Regions from separate parts of the Homo sapiens genome. Here region 1 is linked to region 2. A link is an interaction called in ENCODE POLR2A ChIA-PET data of the cell type or tissue named here. Cell type or tissue: GM12878. All regions are shown on one strand. Links, peaks and the distances in the headings refer to the core of each region. The heading gives the core; the rest is flanking DNA.

The links. ChIA-PET counts read pairs that join two places held together with the same protein. Peaks named below come from ENCODE experiments on the same cell type or tissue, not always from the same donor. Only the 100,000 strongest peaks of a DNase experiment are listed, where the experiment ranks them.
Region 1: POLR2A ChIA-PET joins it to region 2 with 8 read pairs; 2 of 35 experiments call an interaction of 5 or more read pairs at or near these places.

What each region holds. Positions count from the first base shown.
Region 1 is chr20:32,330,643-32,336,014 of GRCh38, forward strand. KIF3B (kinesin family member 3B) reads left to right here. Exons shown (of 9, transcript NM_004798.4): 9 at 581-4,369. The coding sequence ends at 677. Among named protein-coding and RNA genes, the nearest start is that of ASXL1, 25 kb to the right of the region's middle. RefSeq lists an enhancer at 3,635-3,694. In GM12878, for the core only: no CTCF peak of the experiment used is centred there; DNase peaks (open chromatin) are centred at 2,659 and 3,026; H3K27ac peaks cover 3,536 bases.
Region 2 is chr20:32,591,182-32,596,553 of GRCh38, forward strand. All of the region lies in intron 1 of NOL4L-DT (NOL4L divergent transcript), which reads left to right. Among named protein-coding and RNA genes, the nearest start is that of NOL4L-DT, 6.4 kb to the left of the region's middle. In GM12878, for the core only: no CTCF peak of the experiment used is centred there; a DNase peak (open chromatin) is centred at 2,750.

The DNA.
Region 1 (5,372 bases), core at 134-5,133, 260 kb before region 2:
AAAAACTTAGAAGGCAAATATTATAATCAGTCCCATTTTATAGACAAGAAAACTGAAACTTAGAGAATTTGAGAAAGTAGCCATCTCTAAGGAAACCCAGCAAGTAAGGGCCAAAGCAAGAATTCAAAAATAGGTCAATCCAGATCCACAACCCAGTCTCTGGGCCTCCATGCTAAGTTTACCTCACCCATGTGGTGCAAAACTAGTAATTCTGTCTTATTACATCCTGGATTAAAAGTTGTAGGAAAACAATTGGGTGGAAAACCAAAATGGAAGAAATTCTACCTGCAAACTTAATATTTTTTTATCAATCAGGGAAGGACAGTACAGTCAAGCTTTGGTTTTAAAGAAGAACAATTGCTAAGCATCAGAGTCTCCTTCTCTCAGGTTCCACACCTCTGTTCTGAGGCCATTTTCACCATCCCCAAAGGTTCAGGCTGTGCCAGTGTAGTGGTTTTACAGTTGAACTTGTCGTTTTCAGGCCATTGAAGAATGGCCTGAAATGAAATGTTAATGACATCTGATGTGTCAGGGACAGAGATGGGGACATGTAATATAAACATGTGTTTGACTTTTGCAGGCCTAAAAGTGGAAGGAAGTCGGGATCCTCCTCCTCTTCCTCAGGAACCCCTGCATCTCAGCTTTATCCACAGTCTCGGGGGCTGGTTCCAAAGTAAAGCCAGCTTCTCCTCTCCCAGGGCGGAAACAGCATTTGCCTTCTGAGAGAAGAGACTAGCAAAAAGCTGCAGAGAGGATTCGGCCCAAACTCAGAACTGTTCCCCTGAGGAGAAGCGGTGGCCTCTTTGCAGATCAACCAACTTAATCTGGTTGAACGTGCTGTTCCTAATCTGGCACTCAGCCCCTCTGGGAAACATCTTTTAATTAGCATCTCAGAAATGCATGGGTAAGGTAAAGTGCGATAGTTCAAGTGGAAAGCAAGAGAATGACCAGTGACCTTGCTTCCTTCCCCCTTGCCTTCTTCTCCCCCTTCCCCTGTGCTCCCTTTCTCTCCTCTCTCCTTTTCTAGCCTGTTCTTTACATGGGGCTCCCTTCTTGTTGAACAATAGGGCAGAATCAGGAGTCACCTTAGCAGGACCACATCTTTGGAGCCTCGGGATAAAATGACAGTGAGGTTGAAAAGTGAAAACCCTAGAACTTGAATAGGTGCCTGTTCTTGTAGGGAGAAATGAGAAATCGCATTTGGATCCAGGCCCCAGGTGGGCACCATCAGCAGTCTTGCTTCCATGCACCTCAGTAAGAAGTGGATCTGCCTTTGGGACCTGCTCAGTGAGGAAATCTCTTCCAATTTCTGCTTCTGAATGATTCAATGTTGGGAGCAATAGAAATAACATTCCCTTTGCCTTCTCTGAGTGTTTAGGGAAATAGCTTCTTTAAAACCTCAAAACCATGACCATCCTGTCAAAGACCTAAGTCTGTAAGCTGGTGCCATGTCCATACACCATGTCACTTTACTCTTCATTTGTCACCATCTTTTCCCATGCACGCATACTCTGAACATCCTTGTGTGGGCCCATCCTCTGCATCCAGAGCATGCTCTGCAGTGGGCCTGTTTTGTGGAAGAAAGGAGGCTGTCTCTGCCTTCTCTGATGGGACTGGAGTTGAGGGAAGGAGCTGTATTGTGGCACTTCTGAATTCCCCGTTTTGTTCCATATTGGTATAGAGAGCAGAAGAGTAGCTAGGCAGATGCAGAGATGGAGACATGAGACTCAGTGCAGTGGGCAGGGAAGACATAACAGATGGAAGCAAAGGAATCCTGCCTGCCTTCAGCAGAGAATTCACCGAATCCTAGAACTGTGGCTCCCTCCAGGCAGAGCCTAAGATGCTGGTGAAGAATAGCTGTGTGATTGAATAGGCTCAAAGGAGAGTTCAGAATTCCCATTTACATATTACTAGTTTGGTTTGTAAGTTTTAGTTCCTTGTATTATTGAGATTCAGAGCTTCATTTTATGTTGGTCATTAGGTGAATATTACTCATTTTCCCTCAAGAGAAGCTCATAAGTGTGTGTGGGTGTGAGAGCACGATGGTGCCTGTGTTCTGTGAATGTGTCCATATGTGTCTGTAAGAGAGACAGAGACCAAGAACTTGCCCAATTTTAGAAATACACTAATGTGCAGTTGTTGCCTTTTGTCTGTATTGAAGGCCCATTGAATGACTAATCCAGGCTGGAAGCATTCCCATGTGGGTGTCTGAGTCCATGAGCCAAGCCTGAGGGGACAGTGAGTCTCCAGGTCTGCCACACTGGTGCACCTTGCTGGCACGGTGCCTCAGGAAGGTGGCGACTCAGGTGGGCCTTGAGTTATATTTTAACTCAGCTGCTCAGTTCCCAGGGCACATTTCTGGATCAGAACCCATGGGAAACAGGAGGTACTAAGTGCAATGTCTTAGCATTCTGCAAAATGGAGATCTGTTGTCCAGCGGCTTATCTCCTTTTTAGTAACCCTTCTTTCTGAACCCAGGGCCCTTTTCAGCCTTCCCTCATATTTTCTTGAGATCAAACTTTACTTCTTTCTTATTTACTAAGAATTTGCCTGTTTGAATAAGAACAAAACGCTAAGGTGGGTAGCCTAAGCTGATTTTCTGCTGGTTACACGTGTCTCTCACACCACATTTCCTCAAAGCTAATCTGAATTCTGTAGGCTAAAAATATTCATGTAGCAAATCTGAGAATTGAAAACTGCAGATAACCGGCCGGGTATGGTGACTCATGCCTGTAATCCTAGCACTTTGGGAGGCCGAGGTGGGTGGACCACCTGAGGTTAGGACTTCAAGACCAGCCTGGCCAACATGGTGAAACCCCATCTGTACTAAAAATACAAAAATTTGCCTGGTGTGGTGGTGCATGCCTCTAGTCCTAGCTACTCGGGAGGCTGAGGCACGAGAATCACTTGAACCTGGGAGGCGGAGGTTGCAGTGAGTCGAGATAACACTACTGCATTCCAGCCTGGGTGACAGAGTGAGACTCCCCCTCAAAAAAAAAAAAAAAAAAAAAAAAAACAGAAAGAAAGAAAAAGAAAACTGCAGATAACCCTATACATTAATACTGGTATCTCGAGGTGACTCTTCTGACCAAGGGTGGTTAAGTGACACATAGAACTTTTCTAAGAGAAGACAGACAAGTTGACAGGCATGCCTTGTACTCAGCTGTGTTCATGTGGTGGTCTGTGGAAAGAAAAGAAGACTCATTTGGAAATGAAGCTGTCCCTTTCCAAGCAGTCTCTGGTGCTTTTCTTCTCTCAAAATGGATCCGATAAATATTTGAATAGAGCAGATTGTAGAATGTCGTGCTGTCACCAGAAAGCTGCTGTTTTGGGTTCTGCATTGAGCCAAATATGTAGAGGACCTACCAAGCCCACTGAGGGACTAGGTTTTCATGTCTCTAGTCATACCTAGAATGTTCTGAGCCGTCTGAGGGCCTTCATGCCGGCAGCAGCTAGCAAAGCCAGAAAGCAAGTCTAACAGGATCTAAGATGACCATCAGGAGAAGGAGTTTGAGACTGTGTATGCAACCCCCAATAGACCCCCTTTTACTCTGATCTGGAGAATGTATCTGGCTTCATATTTTCAAGTCACATGTCTCTCAGACCCCTGGATTCAGAACCCAAGGCCACAAATCATAGGCATGAAGCACTTTCTTAAGACTGACCTAACGCTGGATTATTTCCCGTCCAATGCCTGCATGCTGCTTGAATTGCTCCACCCACACCTCCATGACCAAGGGCGCCAGAGTGCTGCAACTGGGGCGTGGGCCGCTCTCTGCTTTTCCTGTCTGACTCTGACAAGTCCTCCCTCACTGAATGTAGAATCGTTGCCAAGTTTCTGAGAAGTGTCGATTCCCTGTTAACATGGATATCAGTTCTGCCTCACATTTCCCACTTGAGGTTGAGGCGTACTGGAGACAACACCTCAGACCATCTGAACCCCATCAGTGGACGAAAATGGGGCTGTTAATATACTCTAAAAGCCATACTAAAAATGCTCTGAGGGAACTGGCTAAGAATAGTGGGCCTGGTGATTGTCTATCACGCAAGGCTTTGTTTTGTACTGTTCAGAAATCTGTCACCTTTCTGCCTGCCCTTGTTTCCTGAATGAAATGCTTCTGGGGTTATTTATGAAAGGAGTGATCCTGGGGCAGGCAGGAGGCAGTGGGCTTCATGGCTCCTTGAAGTTATTACTGATCTTGACCTTCTCTTTGGCTACCTTTAGACAAAGAATACGCCAATCAATACTTGGGGCTCTAAGTTTTACAATTGATATTTATTTGTATCATCTCTTTGTCTAGGAATGTAAAAGTGATTCTAAACTAAGATGTGTAATAAAAATCAATCAGATTTATTGTACCTACAAAAAGGTGTCCTCATAAATGACTAAGGCTTTTGAAAATGACATGCCTGTGGCTGACACACTGCCATTTTCAATAAACATTTTAACTGGGTGGGAGTGGGAAAATGAAGATTGAGTTGGGATGCTGGCATTATTTAATATAGCAACAAGGGGCAGGGTGCAGTGGCTCATGCCTGTAATCCCAGCACTTTGGGAGGCTGAGCCGGGTGGATCACTTCAGGTCAGGAGTTGGAGACGAGCCTGGCCAACATGGTGAAACCCTGTCTGTACTAAAAATACAAAATTGAGTCGGGCGTGGTGGTGCGCACCTGTCATCCCAGCTACTCGGGAGACTGAGGCAGGAGAATCGCTTGAGGCCGAGATTGCAGTAGGCCAAGATTGCACAACTGCACTTCAGCCTGGGCAACGGAGCGAGACTCCGCCTCAAAAATAAATAAGTAAATAAAAATAAATAAATAATGTAGCAACAAGGAAAAGGACACAAAATGAAGAATGATAGAGTGACAAATAAGTGTTTTTCATGTTTTTCCGTGGAGGTTCCTGAGACTGGCCTGGGCAACGGCATGAAATTTCTTTTAACTTTTGTGTTTTGTTTTAAAAATTCTTTTAAATTTACTATTATACATCATACTTTAAAATATATGTGCCTTTTTTTTTTTTTGAGACAGGGCATCATTCTGTTGCCCAGGCTGGAATGCAGTGGCGTGATCACGGTTCTCTGCAGCCTCAGCCTCACAGGCTAGTGATCTTCCCACCTCAGCCAAGACTACAGGTGTGCACCACTATACCTGGCTAATTTTTTATTTTTTGTAGAAATGGGGTCTCTCTATGTTGCCCAGGCTGATCTGTGCCTTTTTTAACACTAAAGTATTTTATGTTGTTTACCATCAGGAAAAGAAGATACAAAAAATGGGCCACACATTGTCTTTTGGATTTCCATGCTCGTAGGCCTGCTGGAGTGACCCTGGGGGGTTGTGCCCCTTAGTTGAGAAGTGGGACTGGGTGGAAG
Region 2 (5,372 bases), core at 95-5,094:
GATAAGAGAACTAATTTGTCGAGGGATTTCATTCAAATGTCACCTCCCCTGAGGAGCCTTCCTTGACTGCCCTTCTTAAAAGTCCCCCAGTGGCCCTCCATTCCCGTTCCTTACTTGATTCATCCTCATGGACTCAGTGCCACCTTCCTTTATAATACATATGTATTTGTTTCCTGTCTCTGTTCATCTCACCTACTGGAATGTACATTCCTAGAGGGCAGAGCTCTGTCCTGTTCACTGCAGTATCTCCAACATCCAGAACAATACCTGACACGTAGTAGGTGTCCCATATGTGTTTACTGAATAAATGAATGAATGAAAATCCCTGAGAGAGAGAGAGAGAGAGAGAGAGTGTGTGTGTGTGTGTGTGTGTGTGTGTGTGTGTGTGTGTGTGTGTGTATTTTGACTATACACTGCAATGAGATCCAGGAAGATTTCTGCTGAATTGGAGAGGCAGGGGCCTTTTTTGCTTATATTCATTTTGTCTTTGGCAAGTCACTTCCCTTCATTAAGCCTCGGTTTCCTCATCTGTAAAACGGAGCTAGTGCCTGCTTTGCAGAATCTTTGTGAAGCGTCAATCAAATACGGTGCAAAGTGCCTAGGTGGGGCCTGGCACACAGTAGGTGGGCAACTCTGTCATTTTGATGGAGCCCTTGTTGGGGGAGGCCTGTGAAGGGGGATCCCAGGGCCTGAGCCTCTCTGCAGGACACAAAGGAAGCTGACACTGGATCTGTCCCGTCACCTGAACTCACCAGTAATTTATTGATGCTGGATGCTGGCACCCAGCAGCCTGCTGGGTCAGTCTCAGGGAGCAGGTGTAGGGCCCTCGGGCCTACCCCAGCCTCACCCAGGCAGGGAGGGGAGGGGAGCCTGGGTCTGCCCAGCCCAGGAAAATTGATAGGTCAGCCCTTACAAGTCAGTCCCCTTCTGTGTGCCAGGCAGTGCAGGCAGAAAAAAAAACAAGTGTGGTTCCTGCCTGGCCTGAGCTCATAGAGGGTTGAAGTGGACATATTTCAAATAACCAAAATGGTGAGAGCTGCATGAGGGCCTACTATGTGCCAAGAACTTCGTACCTATAACCACATTTAAGCCTCATACAGGGCTTAAATGTGCTGAGGTCGCACAGCTAGTGGTGGGGCAAGAGGAGGGTTTGCACCCAGATTTGCCTGGCTCTAAAGCCAGGGCACATTACTGCCATCCCGCCCCACTCAGGCTGGCTGGGCCAATGGGCATTAAAAAAAAAAAAAAAAAAAAAACGGGCCTGGCACGGTGGCTCACACCTGTAATCCCAGCACTTTGGGAGGCTGAGGTGGGTGGATCATTTCAGGTCAGGAGTTAAGACCAGCCTGGCCAACATGGTGAAACCCCATCTCTACTAAAAATACAAAAATTAGCCAGGTGTGGTGGTGCACGCCTGTAATCCCAGCTACTCGGGAGGCTGAGGCAGGAGAATCGCTTGAGCCTGGGAAACAGAGGTTGCAGCGAGCTGAGATCATGCCATTGCACTCCAGTCTTGTCTCAAAAAAAAAGAAAAAAGAAAAAAAAAAACACTAAAAAAAAGCTCTTGGCTGGGCACCGTGGCTCATACCTATAATCTCATGGCTTTGGGAGGCCAAGGTAGGAGGTTTACTTTAGGCCAGGAGCTTGAGACCAGCCTGGGCAACATAGTGAGACCCCATCTCTACAAAAAATTTTAAAAATTAGTGGGGTGTGGTGGTGTGCACCTGTAGTTCCAGCTACTCAAGAGGCTGAGGCAGGAAGATTGCTTGAGCCCAGGAGTTGGAGGCTGCAGTGAGCTACGATTGTCAGAAATCTGGTCACAATCATAGTGGTCAGGGGGGCATGGAGTGCTTTCAGTGGCCACTGCATTCCAGCCTGGGTGACAGAGTGAGATCCCATCTCAAAAATAAATAAATAAATAAATAATAAATAAAAATAAAAAGGAAGAGCTCTGGGAGTTGAAAACTGAGAGTAGGTGCTTTCCATGGGAGGCTTCCTTAAGGCTGAGACCTTTAACCGGCCTTCAGCGGGTAGATGGAGATACCAAAGGGTGAGTGTGTTTTAGGCCAGAGAAGCAGCCGAGTGGAGGTCTGGAGGGAAAAGGGAGCGATCTGTTTGCACTGTGGTGGGCATGCCCACCTGGGAGAGCACCAGGGCCCAGCAGTGGGCATGCTGGGGCTCTGAATGCTTGGCTAAGCCTTGGGCCTCCCTGGTGGGACATGGGGAGGGAGCCATGGGAGGCTGCTGAGCAATGAAGCCACTGTTTCCCCCTGACCTATATATTGTAAGAGGCCTGCTAGTCAGGCCAGAGTGTGCCTGGCCTTCGAGAACCTCTAACATCTAGCTTCAGCCTCACCTCCCTCTACCAGCTCTCTGGACCTGGCATGTCACAGGCAGCCAAACACTTACGGCTCATTCTCACCTCTGCACCTCTGTTCTCTTGGCCCCTTCTCCTGCAATGCCCGCTCTGTCTACCCAGACCCTACCTAATTGCTCAGGTCTTCCTTCCAGGCCATTTCCTCCATGAAGCCTGCCCTGACCACACCAGCCCTGAGTTACATGCCTCAGCCTCAGAACCGCCGGGGGCCTGGGCTGGGAAAGTGCCCATCCTCCTCTCAAGTCCGCGGCACTCGCCATCCACCAAGATGGGCTGCTGCTTTTACCTGCATAGCAACTTTCTTCTCCTGGTAACAGCATCTTGAAATCCCTTTGAGAAACCGCCTCCTTCATATTCAGAGCATGTTGCTGGAGCCATACTGACCTGACCACTGAAAGCATTGAATGACTAGGCCACTGAAACCATCCCATGCCCCAACCACCGTGAGTGTGACCAGATTTCTGAGAACACCGGCCGGGTGCGGTGGCTCACGCCTGTAATCCCAGCACTTTGGGAGGCCGAGGCAGGCGGATCACCTGAGGTCAGGAGTTCGAGACCAGCCTGGCCAATATGGCAAAACCCCGTCTCTACTAAAAATACAAAAATTAGCCGGGTGTGGTGGAGCATGCCTGTAATCCCAGCCACTCGGGAGGCTGAGGCAGGCGAATCACCTGAACCTGGGAGGCAGAGGTTGCAGTGAGCCAAGATCACGCCATTGTACTCCAGGCTGGGTGACAGAGCGAGACTCCATCTCAAAAAAAAAGATTTCTGACAACACCCTTTGAGCCCCTGGATTCAACCACACCTAAAGGCCCTTTTCTTCTTCACTTAGGTCTCTCAGTGCTGGATTTCCTGCAACCCCATGAGCCCTGACGGATGTACCATTTGTTCAGTGCAGTCAGACCCCCTCTGGTCTGGCCCAGATGGCTGTACCAGCCTCCTCTCTGCACTCCTGGCCTCTAGGTTTTCCCTTCTGGTACACCAGAATAAAGTTCAAACTCCTTGGTGTGGCATTCAAGGCCTTTCACTATCTTGTTCCAGCCTCTACTTCTCTCTGTGCCAACCACACTGAACCTTCCATTCCCCTGAACAGCAAGACTGCGTTCAGACTTGTTCGGATGCTCCTTGACTTACAATGTGGCTAAGTCCTGATAAACCCATTGTAAGTTGAAAATATCATTGTAAGTCAGTCAAAAGTGCATTTTTTTGTTTGTTTGTTCAGTTGGTTGGTTTTGTTTGTTTTGTTTTGTTTTTTGAGATAGGGTCTCACTCTGTTGCCCAGGCTGAAGTGCAGTGGTGAGATCACGGCTCACTACAGCCTCCACCTCCTGAGCTCAAGCGATACTCCTGCCTCAGCCTCCCAAGTAGCTGTGACCACAGGTGTGCGCCATCATGCCTGGCTAATTTTTGTATTTTTTGTAGAGATAGGGTTTTGCCATGTTGCCCAGGCTGGTCTCAAATTCCTGGGCCCAAGCGATCCACCCACATTGGCCTCCCAAAGTGCTATGATTACAAGTGTGAGCCACAGCACCCAGCAAAAATACGCTTTTAACTTACCGCATTTCCAACTTATTCTAACAGTGGGTTTACCTGGATGTAACTCCTTTGTAGTCAAGGAGTATGCTGAATGCATATCACTTTGGCACCATCGTAAAGTCGAAAAATTGTGAGTTGATCCCTTGTTAAGTTGGGGATCACCTGTATATGCAGTTCCCCTCAATCACTGGGACTGCCCTTCCCCACCAATTCTCTTCCTGAAAAACTCCTACTCATCCTTCAAGATCCCATTTGATTGTCACTCCGTCTGCCATGTTTCCCTTGACCCCTAGGCAGGGTAAGATATCTGTTCTCTCCTGGCACCTCAAGCTCCCTGGCTGGTCTCCTTCATGCAGTGACCACCTGATGTGGTTATTCTCTTCCACCTGGCTACCTTCTTCCCTGACAAGGAGCTACTCGAAGACAGGGTCATGTCTTGTTCATTTTTCATCTCCCAAAGGGCCTATTAATAAATAGTTGTCAACTGACTGACTTACCGACAGGGCACTCAATCCAAGTTCATATTCCTGAAATCCTTGCAAACCATTAGGTAACTATTTTTGCTGGTCACCTTTTCCAGTTAACCACTCACTGGGTTTTCTTTACTGCAGGACTTCTCAGAGGCATTCACGTGCTAATAATAGCACTTCAACCCTCCCTGAAAGGGAGAGAATGCCAAAGCTGGCCTAGGCAACGGTTTGAGGTCATCTGGTCCATTTTAGGAATGGGGAAACTGAGGCCCAGAAAGGGACAGAGACTCATCCAGGCACTTGATGGCAGATCTGGGCCCTCAGTCCAGCCTTGTGTCCCCCAGTGCCCTCCTGTCTACATCCCACTGCCTCAGGCCCAAAACGTTAAGAGTGAGGGCTCTGGAGCCAGACTGCCTGCATTTGAGTCTTGTGCCCGCTCTCACCAGCTGTGTGACCTTGACTGAGTGACTTAGCCCCTCTGAGTTTCAATGTCCTCATCCATAAGGTGTTGACAATAACAGCACCTCCTTTATGGGGTTGTTGTCAGGGTTTAAGTGAAGTGGTCCACATAAAAGCACTTAGCACAGGCTGGGGACGGCAGCTCATTTCTGTAATCCCAGCACTTTGGGAGGCCGATGTGGGAAGATCACTTGAGGCCAGGAGTTCGAAACCAGCCTGGCCAACATGGTGAACCCCCATCTCTACTAAAAATACAAAAATTAGCCAGGCATGGTGGTGGGCACCTGTAATCCCAGCTACTTGGGAGGCTAAGGCAGGAGAATCGCTTGAACCCAGGAGGCGCAGGGTGCAGTGAGCCAAGAGCCACTGTACTCCAGCCTGGGCAACAGAGCGAGACTCCGTCTCAAAAAAAAAAAAAAGCACTTAGCACAGTGCCCGGCACATAGTAGGCCCCCGGTAAATTGCCACCAGCATCTCTATAACCTTAGATTTCTCAGGAAATAGCAGACACACTGAGCCTTGACATCTTG